Regions from separate parts of the Homo sapiens genome. Here region 1 is linked to region 2. Evidence: chromatin loops called from intact Hi-C (ENCODE). Cell type or tissue: IMR-90. All regions are shown on one strand. Each heading gives the region's core, and the rest is flanking DNA. Links, peaks and the distances in the headings are about the cores only.

The links. Hi-C counts contacts between places; a loop is a spot of excess contacts. Peaks named below come from ENCODE experiments on the same cell type or tissue, not always from the same donor. Only the 100,000 strongest peaks of a DNase experiment are listed, where the experiment ranks them.
Region 1: a loop joins it to region 2, with 2.2 times the contacts of the local background. A loop is called at or near these places in 7 of 110 quality-filtered maps.

The regions. Positions count from the first base shown.
Region 1 is chr2:216,876,864-216,883,472 of GRCh38, reverse strand. No RefSeq gene overlaps it. Among named protein-coding and RNA genes, the nearest start is that of TESHL, 9.4 kb to the right of the region's middle. In IMR-90, for the core only: no CTCF peak of the experiment used is centred there; a DNase peak (open chromatin) is centred at 2,582; H3K27ac peaks cover 1,789 bases.
Region 2 is chr2:217,162,753-217,169,361 of GRCh38, reverse strand. No RefSeq gene overlaps it. Among named protein-coding and RNA genes, the nearest start is that of DIRC3-AS1, 120 kb to the left of the region's middle. In IMR-90, for the core only: a CTCF peak has its summit at 2,936 (motif pointing right); a DNase peak (open chromatin) is centred at 2,931; H3K27ac peaks cover 2,081 bases.

The sequences.
Region 1 (6,609 bases), core at 589-5,588, 290 kb after region 2:
AAACGCACCCTATTAACTCACTTAACCATCCATTATAACAAGCAAGGCAGTAGCCAAAAGCCAGTCAGAATCCTTAGTGAAGGCAGATCATCTGCAGCAATTCCAAGTGTCTGTTCTCTTGCAAGATTGTTGAGAGGTGCAAATGCATATTGTTAAGTTTGGGGGCAGGCTCAATTCCTCTTTCTTTCCTTCAGCAGCCGCCCAGAAGACAGCCTGATCTTGACAGAGGCTTTGACCATGGTGATTTTTACAGAAGCCCTAGATAGTCACCCCTTATCTGTCTTGGGAATAAAGTTGCTGAGGGTTGATTAGCAAAGGAGGGAAAGTGCAACCGAGGCCTGGCATTTCCTAGACGAGAGATGGCGGTGGCGACAGGGCCTATGGGGTGGGGAAGGGGGTCAGCCGTGTGAGTGGCTCCATTCCTGTTAGTGGCACCACCAGCAGACCTCCCTGGAGCCAGCCAGTCCAGCCAGACTGATTAGGCCAATTCACTGTTTATCTGGGACAAGCAGATAAGGCTGTGGCCCAAGAGGGGTGGCTATGGGATGTGCCCAGCTGGAAGGAGACCCAAGAACACTGTAGCTGATGGAGAGGGAAGGGAAGAACAGAAAGAGTTCACTCAGGAGCCTCCTTTGTGGGTTTCAAATGGTCTCCAGTCAAGACGGCACTGAGCCTCCTGACATGCCCCACCTGAGTACCCGAGGCTGGCAGTTCTCCAACTCTAGAGAGCATCAGAATCACCTGGGGGTGATTCTAAAACACAGGTGGCGGGCCCCCACCCCAGGTCCTGCTTTAGCAGGTCAGGAAGGGACTAAGAATTTGTATGTCTAACAAATTTCCTGGTGATGTTGATGCCACTGGTTCGAGCACCACACTTTGAGAACTGCTGCCGTAGGCCCTTGATGAAACCTACCTGTCCAGCCCCTCCCCAGCCTCATCCTTAGGCTATTCCTCAAATCCATCTCCTTCATTACTCCAGAGAACCTAATTCCAAGAAATCCCCTAATGAGGAGTGATGGCCACCTCTCTCCCCACAGTCTAGGGGGGTATAGGCACTGAGGTATGGGACCTCCTGGGCTCCACTTTCCTCATTTTAGGGTGGACTAAGTGATATCTCTTTTTCTTTTTTTCTTTTTATTTTTATTTTGAGATGGAGTCTCACTCTGTCGCCCAGGTTGGAGTTCAGTGGTACGATCTCAACTCACTACAATCTCCACCTCCCAGGTTCAAGCAATTCTGCTTCAGCCTCTCGAGTAGCTGGGATTACAGGTGTGCGCCACCACACTCGGCTGACTTTTTGCATTTTTAGTAGAGATAGGGTTTCACCATGTTGGCCAGGCTGGTCTCAAACTTCTGGCCTCAAATGATCCACCCACCTCAGCCTCCCAAAGTGCTGGGATTACAGGCGTGAGCCGCCACACCCGCCCTAAGCAATTTTTCAGCTAGCCCGTTTTCTCAGTGAAGTTCCCTGAATCCATGGAAGGGAAAAGAACACCAGGCTTTACCTGGGAACCTAGCTGGTGCCAGCTCTGTTCTTCCCATTCATCTGGACACTGGATTACACAGATGACTTCATTTTGAACATCCACTTACATCTAAACCCCTAAATACATGTCTGAAGACTTTTTTAGTTGTCAACTTTCCCTCATTTTCCTCCTGTCTGCTTTCTTCTCTTTGCCTCTTCCCCAGACTTAAGATTTAAGCAGAATTTTATTTCTGTAGATGTTTGATCCATTTTTTTAATACCTCAGCTGGCCACCTTTCGCCTGGGACACTCTGGTGTCCTCCCAGAATAGAATCTTGTCCACAACCATCTCCCCGACAGGTTTCTAGATGCTGCCCTGGCCAGAATCAGTCACCCAGGCTGCACCGGAAGCCACCTGTTGCCTGATCCCAGCCTTGGCCTAAATCATAGTGGGGAGCCCTGGCTAGAGGCTCAGTGCCTGCCCTCTGAATTGCTAGCAAGATCTCTGGCACCCACACCAAGGCTTTGTAAAACTCCACAAATTTTTCTGAGAAAGAAGTGTCCCTGCAAGCAGAAGGCCTACACCGCATCACTATTTCTGCTGTCAAATGACAGCCTCAGGGTCCCACAAGTGAGAGATGGGCAGACCCCTGCCTGGGCTAGAATTCTCGGGGTCTTGGGTCTCCACACAGAAGTTGCTCAGTCAGAACCCCCCTCTGTCCTCCAGGTGTCCTGCCAGACACATGTGCTTTCTCCCACTTGACCGTCACCAATAAATCTTGGAGCTGGCCAAAGGCAGGTTCTCCTAACATTGCAGGTGAGAAAAGCTGAGATCCCCAGAGGAAAAATAACATGCCCAGCGTTGCACAGATAAATTCTTGGTGGAGCGGGAAAAGGTCCAGGGTCCCCCAGACTTGAAGGGCTCACTTTGCTTTGCCACAATTTGGCCCTGGGTGCTGTTGCCTGACTCAGATCTGACTGCATGTGCCAGGGCCAGCCTGCCCTGGCCGGTCCCTACTCTGTAACCGGACACAGCCATGAAGGACACCAAGGAGGGGGCGAGGGAGCAGAAAAGATATACAAAGGGATTTGAGCGGATTTGGTTACAAAGTTGCACCAGCCATTTCCTGGAATCTAATGGGAGCCAGTTCTGAGAACTTGAAGGGGTGGGGAAGCAGAAGGGGGAGGGAAAAAAAGGCAGATGACTGGCTTGTGGGGTGTGCAGTGGGGAGGGGAAATGGGCCCTGCTCTTGTGGCCAGCAGCCAGGCAGGCCAGGCTCCTGGAGGCAGGAAGGGGCCTGAGACCTATCTTTCCCCAGCCCTCAAATGATTTCTGCAGCCTAGGGAAAGCCCCCAGGCCTTCCAATAAATCTCCTTCCAAGCCTTCTTCCCAAAGCCCACTCTGGGCCTGGACAGCCTGGGGGGTTGATGTGCTTCTCCAGGGCTGGTAAGGACAAAAGGGAGCAAAGGTTCCTGGTCCACCCCGGATGTCTTTGCCCCGGGAGGCAGGGAACCAAGGCCCTCTGGTGCTGGCCTTGTCTTCCAGGCCTCCTGCCCCTTTCCTCTTGCCTCCTGAACCCTCTCTTCTCTTCCTGCTGTCCCTCTGCTTCTGCCTTCACGTTCTTCTTTCTGTAGAACTTCTCCACCTCCACCTTCCTCTACCCCTTTGGTAGTTACACATTCCGTAATGCCCAGTTGAGGACAGATGCAGAATCTCATCCTGAACCCTTGTCCACGCTGAGCAAGTGGGGTTTGGAGATAAGAGTCACAGTGGGGACTTCACTTCTCCCAAGTGATTCAGCAGCCTCCTGCACACCTGCTTTCACTCTCTAAGCCTCATTCCTTCCAGGAGGGCCATGCCTGCTAGGTCCAATCACCAACAGGGGGAAACCAGCAAACCTCCTATTTTTCCAATCAGTCCCCCCATCATCACACACTTTATTTGCCCTCTTCCCTTCCTTTCCCCTTTACCCACAGGACCAAAGGAAAGATGGGGATCGCTCACCTGTTCCTACCTCTATGATAGCTGCCTACATTGGCGTGCAAAACACCAAATCATAAGGCAAGACAAGGAAGCTTCACCCACTAAACCACAGGCTCCTTGAGGGAAGAACCTGTGCCTTTTGATGTTGTGCAACAAAGCCACTGTGACTTTGTGGCTGAATATATTTACTACTTTTATTTGGAGCTGCACCAATTTTCTTGGCTTTTAAGGCCAATGTATTACTTCTATTATTTAAAAGTTGAGAGAGCCATATTGTTAATACTGAGGCATGAATTAGCAGCTCTTGCATACGTGGATACTCTGAAACCAACATATTTTCAATTGGGACCATCCTGGAAAATCTATTATGTAAAGGAGATGATGCATACTATCCCCAGCTGGGTCTGGGAGAGATATGGAGTAGGCATTCAGACAAGGTGTGTCCAATTGCTTAGTTGTTTCACTAAAGAAATCAAGACAGCATGGGTGGAAAGCCAAAGGGGATGGAAAGCCAAATGTCATGACCAGCACTCTGCAGATCACCCATCAACACTCCTCCTACTGTCTGACATCCTATTATCAACTGCAGATTTCGCTAAAATTTAAACCAAGTCAGATGTCTCTTCTCGGAAAAGCCCACAGACAGGGTGCCATCTCAGGATCATCTAAAGCTAGTGCGGGAAAGGCGAGTCCCTTTCTTTAGCAAACAAATCTTTTTGTCTCAACCCTGACTTATTCCTGGGGCCTTCTGGGTGGTGTACACAGTGACTGAATCATATATATAGTATGATTTTTGAGGGCAATATCATGGTAAGATGCCCACACAGAAGCAAAGCCAAGTTCCTTGGCCTTGTGTATGAGGCTCCCTAAAGTGATCTGTGCCCCTGGAATTGCCTTGACCATGCTTGTGACTAGTTTTCCAGCCTGAAAAGCCCTATCTTTCCAGCATAACCTCCTCTGAGCAACTTTCTGATTTTCCTTAATTTTATTGACATTTCCCTTCCTGGAACTCCCAAAGCACCATGCCTGAATCACCCATCTGGCCCTTGCAGCCTGTCGGTTGGTAAGTTGGCTTTTTATATGTTCACATAGCTGAAACCACCATCTCTGTGCAGATCCCCCAGGAGGTTCTTTGCACACTCCTCCAGTTTTGTTGCACTTTCTCTTCCCAAGCGACCCCTATGGGTGACTCTTCTTTGGAGGGCTAACTTTGGCCTGCTAGAGCCACTTCACTTGCATATAAGCAGAAAAACTGATATGCCCAGGAACCTATGACCTCATGGGGTAACCCCTGGCTCCCTTGTTCCAGGGCATATATCAGTCAGGATCTAGTCTTAGGCAACAAACCACACCAGTTATTTTAACAGAGAGAATTTAATATAAAGAATTATTAACAGTATTAGGAACAGAAAAGGCTAAAGGGGATATTATTAAGGTATTGAAGAGGTAGCAATTATAAGGGAGCTATTATAAGGTAGCAATTATAAGGGAGCATTAGAATTATAAAACTTAAAAGCTTGAAGGCAGACACTCACAGAGCTGACCTGCAGCCCTTAGAAAAGGAGCTGCTTCTCTGCTGGTGCTGAAGGGGAGGGCTCACCATGCTGGGACCCAAACCCCTGAACCAGATGATGGCCGATGGTGTTTCCGGGGGAGAACAATGGACCTAGTTCTACAAGTGTTGACAAAATTGCAAACTGGTATCCCTGGCTGTTACTGGAAGGAACTGCCACTGCCAAGGTGAGGAAGCATTGCTAAGTGATACTGATAGGAGTGGAAAGCATAATGAGGAACAGAAAGCAAACAGAAAGGAACACCGGCCAGGCCAAACTAGAGGCTGCCTTACAGAGATGGGATTAAGTTTATTCACCTACGGAAACACTAGAACCATATTACCGCCATGTATATGAATTTCAGGGACAGCTTGAAATTAACAGAGGGCAAAGCCAAAATTGAAAGAGATCTATTTTGATTCAACTTGCTCATACTCTGATGCCCATACTCAGGAATGGAACTGTTCTCTTTCCTATATGGGTTAGTTTATTCTGGGAAACAGTAAAGAAGATACCTACTTAAGTCACTTAACCAACTAGGACCTTGAAAATGGAAACCACGCACCATCCCAAATAGAAAGGATCTCAGGGACTGGCTATTACAACCTTCCCCTCTCCTCTCACCCACTATCAGACATTAACAGATGAGGAAACGAAATCACAGAGGGACCAAGTGATCAAAGAGTGGCCAGGACTAGCCCTGGAACTGGAGCCATTCTTTTGTTCAACACGTATTTATTGATCATCTATTGTTCTGGCCACGGGTCTAGGTTCTTGGAAAATATCAGTGAATAAAACTCCCAGGAGATTGGGAAACCTGAAATGTAAGCCATACTGCGGCAAAGAGGTTTTGTCTGTGTCTCTTCTTCCTAAGGTGCTCCCTCTTTATTACTTTAGGAGGGCTTCATTTTTCACTTATTTTATCTGCAGACCTCATCATGAAACAAAACACTTTCAGCGAGTTGTTGTGCTTAAAAGGAGAAGCCTGGGGAGGCAACGGAACACAGTGCAATGGACACTGCATTTTTCCCCCATGCTCCACTGGCCCCCATAGTTCTGGAAACCCTAAGACCATACCAATTTCAAACATCCTGCTCTTGTGACTGGTACGAACTAAGAACCTTGTTTCTGGATGGTTGGGTATATATGTCCATATTCATATTCTTCTTGGAAAGAGACTGGTGCCAGGACTGAGTAGCACAACAGCCCCACCTGGTGCTCTGGAGGAATGGCCTGTCTTGGACACTGGTGGTGATCAACTGGTTTGGAAATTAGTTCACCTAACTCTTCCATGAAAACAACAAACTTTTATTTTATCTTTTTGCTTTAAGTTCTGAGATGCATGTGCAGAACGTGCAGGTTTATTACATGGGTATACATGTGCATAGTGGTTTGCTGCACCTATCAACCTGTCATCTAGGTTTCAAGCCCCACATGACTTAGGTATTTGTCCTAATGATCTCCCTCCCCTTGCTCCCCACCCTACAACTGGCCCCAGTGTGTGATGTGTTCGCATTGGAAAACAACAAACTTTTAAGAGATCTTATGGGAAACCTCAGAGATAATGGAGGAGCCAGGGTTTACTTGGGGGGTTGAAAGTTCTTACG
Region 2 (6,609 bases), core at 1,053-6,052:
GAGGAGAACATCACACACCAGGGCCTGTCAGGGGCTGGGGGGCTGGGGGAGGGATAGCATTAGGAGAAATACCTAATATAGGTGACAGGTTGATGGGTGCAGCAAACCACCATGGCACATGTATACCTATGTAACAAACCTGCACATTCTACACATGTACCTCAGAAGTTAAAGTATACATATATGTAAAGAAAACCCTTAAAAAAAAGAAAGAAAAGAGAAGAGGGTTAAGAGTGAAAAGACCTGGGTAAGAGTCCTATAGGCCACAACACAGACGAGTGCTCTTGAACAAGTCACTTTCCTCTTGAGGCCTCAGTTTTTACATGGTAAATGAGGTGGAAAGGGAGAGGGGGCAATTCATGATCTCCAAGGTCCTTTTCTGCTCTAAAATTTTGCGTTCCAGAGCTGTGCAGCAAGAAGCAGTTAAACGCTGGACTCTTTCCCCAGAACAGCCTTCGGGTATTTTGCTCATTAAAGAGATTAGCTGTCCATTTGCAGGGATGTCTCTCCAATGAGGTAGGGACAAAATAGCCCAACACAGTTTTAGTTTAGATTCACTTTATGAAGTACATATCTAATTCCCTGGCAAGCTAAGTCAAGCACGTCTTCTCATGTGTTTTAAGAACCAAGGCATTTGGCTGAGACTGAGAGCAAATGCCTCTTATTAATGTGTGACAAATCCATATGGGGAAAAACAGTGTTTCTTCTTTCCCATATGGCACAGCTGAGTAAGGCTGGCTTTTCTGGCCTTGAAATGGTTCCATGGACCAGGTGGGTGGTTTATTTCACAGGCTGGTGACAATCCAGTGTGTCTCTCCCACAGAGATGGGAAGGGGCAAGAATTCTTCTGTTGTAGCCCAGGGCTGTCAGCAAGGCTGTGACATAGGCCATTGGCCCTTCTGCCAAGATGAAGGGCAGTGGAACTACTGTGAGGAAGAACAGGAGGAAATCTCAAACCACTTTGGATCCTGGACCTGAACTTTTCTTGAACCCCAAGACCTTTAAAGTTTTAGCCTCATAAGGACAAATCAGCTTTCTCTCTGGAAAACTCTCAAACCACTCCCCACCTCAGTCTCAATGTAATAGGAGTGATGAAGCCACTGGAAGAAAGGGAGAACATGGGGGAGGCAGTTATCTCACCCACCTTCCACCTTCAGGTCCAAAGGCTGAAGACCCAATGGCTTCTGGTTTTAACTTGGTTTTGGACCTCTGCAAGACATGGTGGATTCACTGTTTCCCCTCTAAGGTTTACGGTACAGATTTTTCAAAAAGCATAGAGAAGATTGTATTGACTAAATATGAAAAATAACCAAAACAATAGCAGCAATTGAAATCCAATCAACCCATACCTGTAACATCATTCTACCTCTTTAAAAGAGCAAGAAATTATCCTGGACAGAAGCATAAGTCATCTCCTCTGTCCTGCAGCTTAGGCTGATGTGAACTAAGAGACAGTGGCTTTCATTGTCCCTGCAACTTGGGGTGACAAAACTAAGTTCTTATGTTTCATTAATAACCTCCTGAAATTCAGTCTTTGACTCTTTTTTTTTTGCTGTGCTATGAATGAATAACTGCTTTAATAAATATGTATGAACATACTCATCATATGTCATATAACCAGAATCAAGCAAATATGCATATTTTTCCAGTGTGTAATTGGCCATTATACACAATTAGACATCAATGTGAAAGGCTTGCTGAAAATGAAAAGCAGTTAAGTGACAAAATGTCAGGTTTTGAAGAAAATGTCAAAAGTCCTATTACAATCTAGAAAATCAAAACCAGATAGGTTATAAAAATGGGTTTGGGTAAACATACACCTGTATACACACACACACACACACACACACACACACACACACACACACACAATTTGATTTCCTAGAAATGGAGATGGTAGTTATGAACTTGCAATGTTCATATGGGAAAGTTTCATATTAAACATTAGAGAAGACTTTTTTAAACTTTTAGATTTGGGGGTACATGTGCAGGTTTGTTATATAGGTAAACTCATGTCATAGGGATTTGTTGTACAGATTATTTTGTCACCCAGGTACTATGCCTAGTACCCAACAGTTATTTTTTTCTGCTCCTTACGACTGCTTAGCTGTGGGACTTAATTGACTAGTCAAAGGAAGCTGTGCTTTTTCTTAAATACATTTGTAGACTAAAAATCTAAAACATCTTTATTAAAATCTTAGATTTTTAATAAAAATCAAAATCTTAGATTCTAAAAATCTAAGATTTTTATCAAAGATCAATTAGTCCATGGGAGAAACTTCTCTTTAAAATGTCTATTTCAAAAATTAATACATCCCTGCTAAACTGTTTCAGTGCAATGAGAAGTTTATTCCTAGACATGTTTCAGGGTTCTACAATTGCAGTCACTAAAAAGTTCTTCCTTATATCTAACCAATATCTACAACCTTAATGTGTGTCTCTCTGGAGCCATGTAGGATACTTGATTTGGTCACATTACAGATCTTCAAACTTTTGAGATCACTTGATATATTCCTTATAATTCTCTTGCCTTCAAATTAAACATATCAAATTATTTGAAATCATGTCATTGGAGAAATTGTTGAATGAATAAGTTTAAGAGTGAATGGAAAAACTGGGAGGTATCGCCAATTTGGCAAAGGAATTTCAATTAACATTTATTTGTCATATGCTATGTATCCACAGTATAGTAAGTTCTAAAGGTCTCTATTAAACTCCAGTACCCTGATCTCCACATTCCAAAGTGTTTTTCTTAGCTCAGAGTAGAACATGTCTCCCATCACTGACTGTGCTTTGCAGGAGGTGGGTAGTGTTACTAAGGGAGAGAAGGCAGGACGTAACTTCACAGTGGTCTTCTCAAACTCGTGATTCTACAAATAGCTCTAATTCTACAAAATAGCTCAAGACTCTTAGTTTGAAAGCCACAAGAGGGCACTAGACTACTACATGGACCTAGCTCTACTTAGGGCCCAAAGCACAGAGCAAGGGTCAGTATTGACATTAGTGATGGCCACATCAGTTGCATGTCCTACATCTGTGTCTGAAACACAGTATGCAATCATGGAGGATGTGCAAAGCTATTGGCTATGAAACATGTTCAAATGCTAAGCTTGAGTTATGCTAAATACAGTAGAATCCACATGCAATTTGAAAAAAAAAAAAAGTAAAAAGGAGTAAGGTCCACCCCCAAAGTTCTAAGAAAAGCAAGGTGGTTCTTTAAGCTGTGAGTTCTGAAAACAATATGGACAACATAGTGATAGTCAGGGGAACAGCAGGAGTTAGAAAAACAGGAGCCTTCCACTTCTACTTTTGGAAAGCCTGACATCTGACGAGGCTCATATTGGCCACAAGATTCCCTCCAGACCATGAGATTTACACTGGGCATCACCCAAGGTATTCATTCTCTCTGCTCCTGAAGTGCTCCGTACTTTACAAGGTTTCAGGAACACTAGTCTCAGGCTAATGAAAGCATACTTAAAAACTTCTCAAAAATACAGATTGAGTCTATGTAATCACCACACCATTTGAGAAAGGCAAAAATTTAGTCAATTAAGTTATATGTTAGTCTGAATAAAATCAACAAACAGATTATTTGGGTCAATGAAGAAGTATCTTACGCAATTCCAAAACAGCCAATCAAATTCACTCAGACAAATATGAATCAACACAAGGAAAAACAATCAGTCAAGAATGCTGCTTTGGATCATGAAAATCAAACCCTAAACTGAAGGCTTGAGTTTTTAACTTTTCAATAGTTATGTTTAATATTGTATAGAAGATGACTCCTTTGTTATCATAACTGTGCATGGGATATACTTTTTCCCTAAAGATGATAGACAGATAGAGAAATTGATAGACAGACAGACAGACAGAATAATTCAGATTGAGTGTCATATAAATGACTTACCTAATTGGTTAAACCAGAGGTTCTTGCTGCAGCAGGAAAGATAGGAGAAGGTCATTTTTCTGAGGCAAGGTTTAGCTCTTTGGAGACAATGAACACCTGGGTGGTTTCCTACAGAGCCAGTTGAAATCATTAAGAAAGATGGTCTTTTCTTTCTAGTTTCTTATTAATTTACCTACATTCTGAGTTCTGGATCCATGACCTGCATTTGTTTTTAAATTTTCTTTTTAAAAATAAAATATATATTATATATTCATGAGGTATAAAGTGATTCTCTCTCTCTCTCTCGATGGGATCTCACTATGTTGCCCAGGCTGAACTTTCATTTCTGGGCTCAAGCAATCCTCCTGCTTCAGCCTCCTGAGTAATTGGGAATACAGGAGTGCACCACTGCACCCAGCTTGAAATGTGATGTTTTGATATATGTTTACATTGCATGGCCTCTGTTATTGTACTATGTCAGAACCTTTCTAACTTTGATCATTTTACTTCCATTATCCTTGTCACGTTTGACCCAGCCATTGCTCTGAGACTCTGTCCTTCCCTCGTGGAACAATGAGAGCTCTCACCTTTTGGTTCTGATTCCATCCCAACCCTTCTCCCCAGGAGTCTTGCTTTTTCTGGAATTGATCTATTTATAACATTGCCTCAGTTTTTAGGTTCTTCTCAGTGTCAGCTATGTTGAGTCTGTTAAAGATATCTTGGCTATTTGACTTGGTTTTCATCAAGTTCCTTGGCTTCTACCTTTTAAATGACATTTTTTTTTCACATAATTGTTATTTTTCTGGGCTCTGGCCACTGATTTCTCCATATTCTCTATTTCTTGACTCTTTCATTAGCTTAACAGCATAACTTCCATCTTCACTCCCCCAGTTCTGTTTTCAGAGATCTACTTTTAATGGCTAAGCCCAGCCCAAATTGACAGTGTCCATCCTCTTTGCAAGCCTTGGGCCCTCCCTCACTACCCCCAGCACAGACTTCATCTTCTAGGACAGTCCCCAGTGCTACAGGGGAGGTGAGTTCAAGAGAAAGTGCCCCAGGATCTTCTTAGCATTATTTTCCCCACAGTGGGACTTTGAAGCTGCCTTTCTAGCCTGCCTTCCAGCTGTTAGCAAACACACACTTTTTAAAATTAGGAAATGAACATGATAGTTCTACTCCCAGCCAGGAGCTCATCTAGTATGCTCCAGGAAAAGGATGATTAATGGAGCTAAGGCTTTATGTCTAAGCCAGGGGATGGCAGCTTGTGGGGAATAACTGAGCCACACCAGCCCGCCACAGCCTCAGATCAGGTGAACTGCACATGGCGTTAGGCCCACTGGAGGCCCTTAAAGTTAGCCAGTGGCCTGGCAGAAAGTGCACACACAATAAGTGCCTGGTGGACACACATGGCCCAAAGGAACGGGGCAGTTTTTCAATTCTTCGGTTTATATAGAGAACCAACCTACACAACCTTGGCCTTCAGAATCTTGCCAGCAGTTAGAGTATCCAGACTGGCTGTCCAGACCACCTAAATTACATGGATAAAAGCAAAAGATTTCCTTCACTGAATACCACGTGGACTTGTTTCCAAGTCCTTTTTGGGTTTGAGGCCTTACTTGTAATCATCCCTCACAAGAGGGGGGAAAAATAAAAGAAAGAAAAATGTAGGGAATTTGAGTTCTACTTCACCAAGGGCTTAGGATGGAGAATAGGAAAGTTCTGCAGGATCTTGGCTGAGCAGTGGTTTTCTGCTTCTTTAAACGTCAAAATTAACCTGATTGAGTGAACTATTCAAAAAGCACATCCATCAATTTTTGTTTCATCTGAGGTTTGGAGTGCCAAGGACTTACAACATAAGGCCTCAGACCACTCTGGTTTAATGCCAGGGGATACTTAGGGGTTCCTGGGGATGGTAATTATGATCATAACCCTCTGCCTGCCAAACTCCTATGCACTACACCCAACCCAGATGCTACTCTTCCTGTGAGATCTTACCCAGATCCTCTCTGGTTCCTCTGTGGTCCTCTAACACTTGGTGTGGCTTCTTTGGCTTAACTGGACAAGTCACCACGTTAATTCATTTATTTTCCTTCATTAAAAAAATTGTTCACCCATGACCTCTGCAAAAATAAATAAATAAAATAGAAAGAAATGCGTAAAAACAAAACCTACCCTTTACTCTCTCCTCTCAGAAGAGAGAACCACCGTTTGTAATCAGCACAAGGAAAGTGGGAACACTAAAGAAATCACTATAAGATAGCAGCTGCCCTCAAAACTAAAACCAGTCACTTTAAAATACATGCTCCCGTGTGATCCCTGGATGAGGTTCTTTTCTCTTTAGTAAAACGGAGATTTTCAGGATTCAACCCGGAGAGGTAAAATCACTGAGCTTATAAATGAGGAAACTGGAATCAAAGACCTGAATTTTTGTCTTTTCCTTTTTCCCACCATGTTGTGTCCCAGTGTGCCCCAGCATCCTTAGAGACAAAGGCCTGGAGGAAGCACAAAGAGACTTCTATTTTCATCTTTTGGTTCTAGCAAGATGAGGATCAGCAGGCAGGCAGACACACTTGGGAATAATGGCTCTGCTCTCTCAACCGAGCCCCCGCCCCAGTGCCTTCATCCCCACTTTGGGGTGACCTCGGCAGAACAAGCTCTCTCTGTAATGATCACTTCGTCAGCAGGGGCTGTGTATTTAGTAGCAGGAAATATAAGCTTTTGTG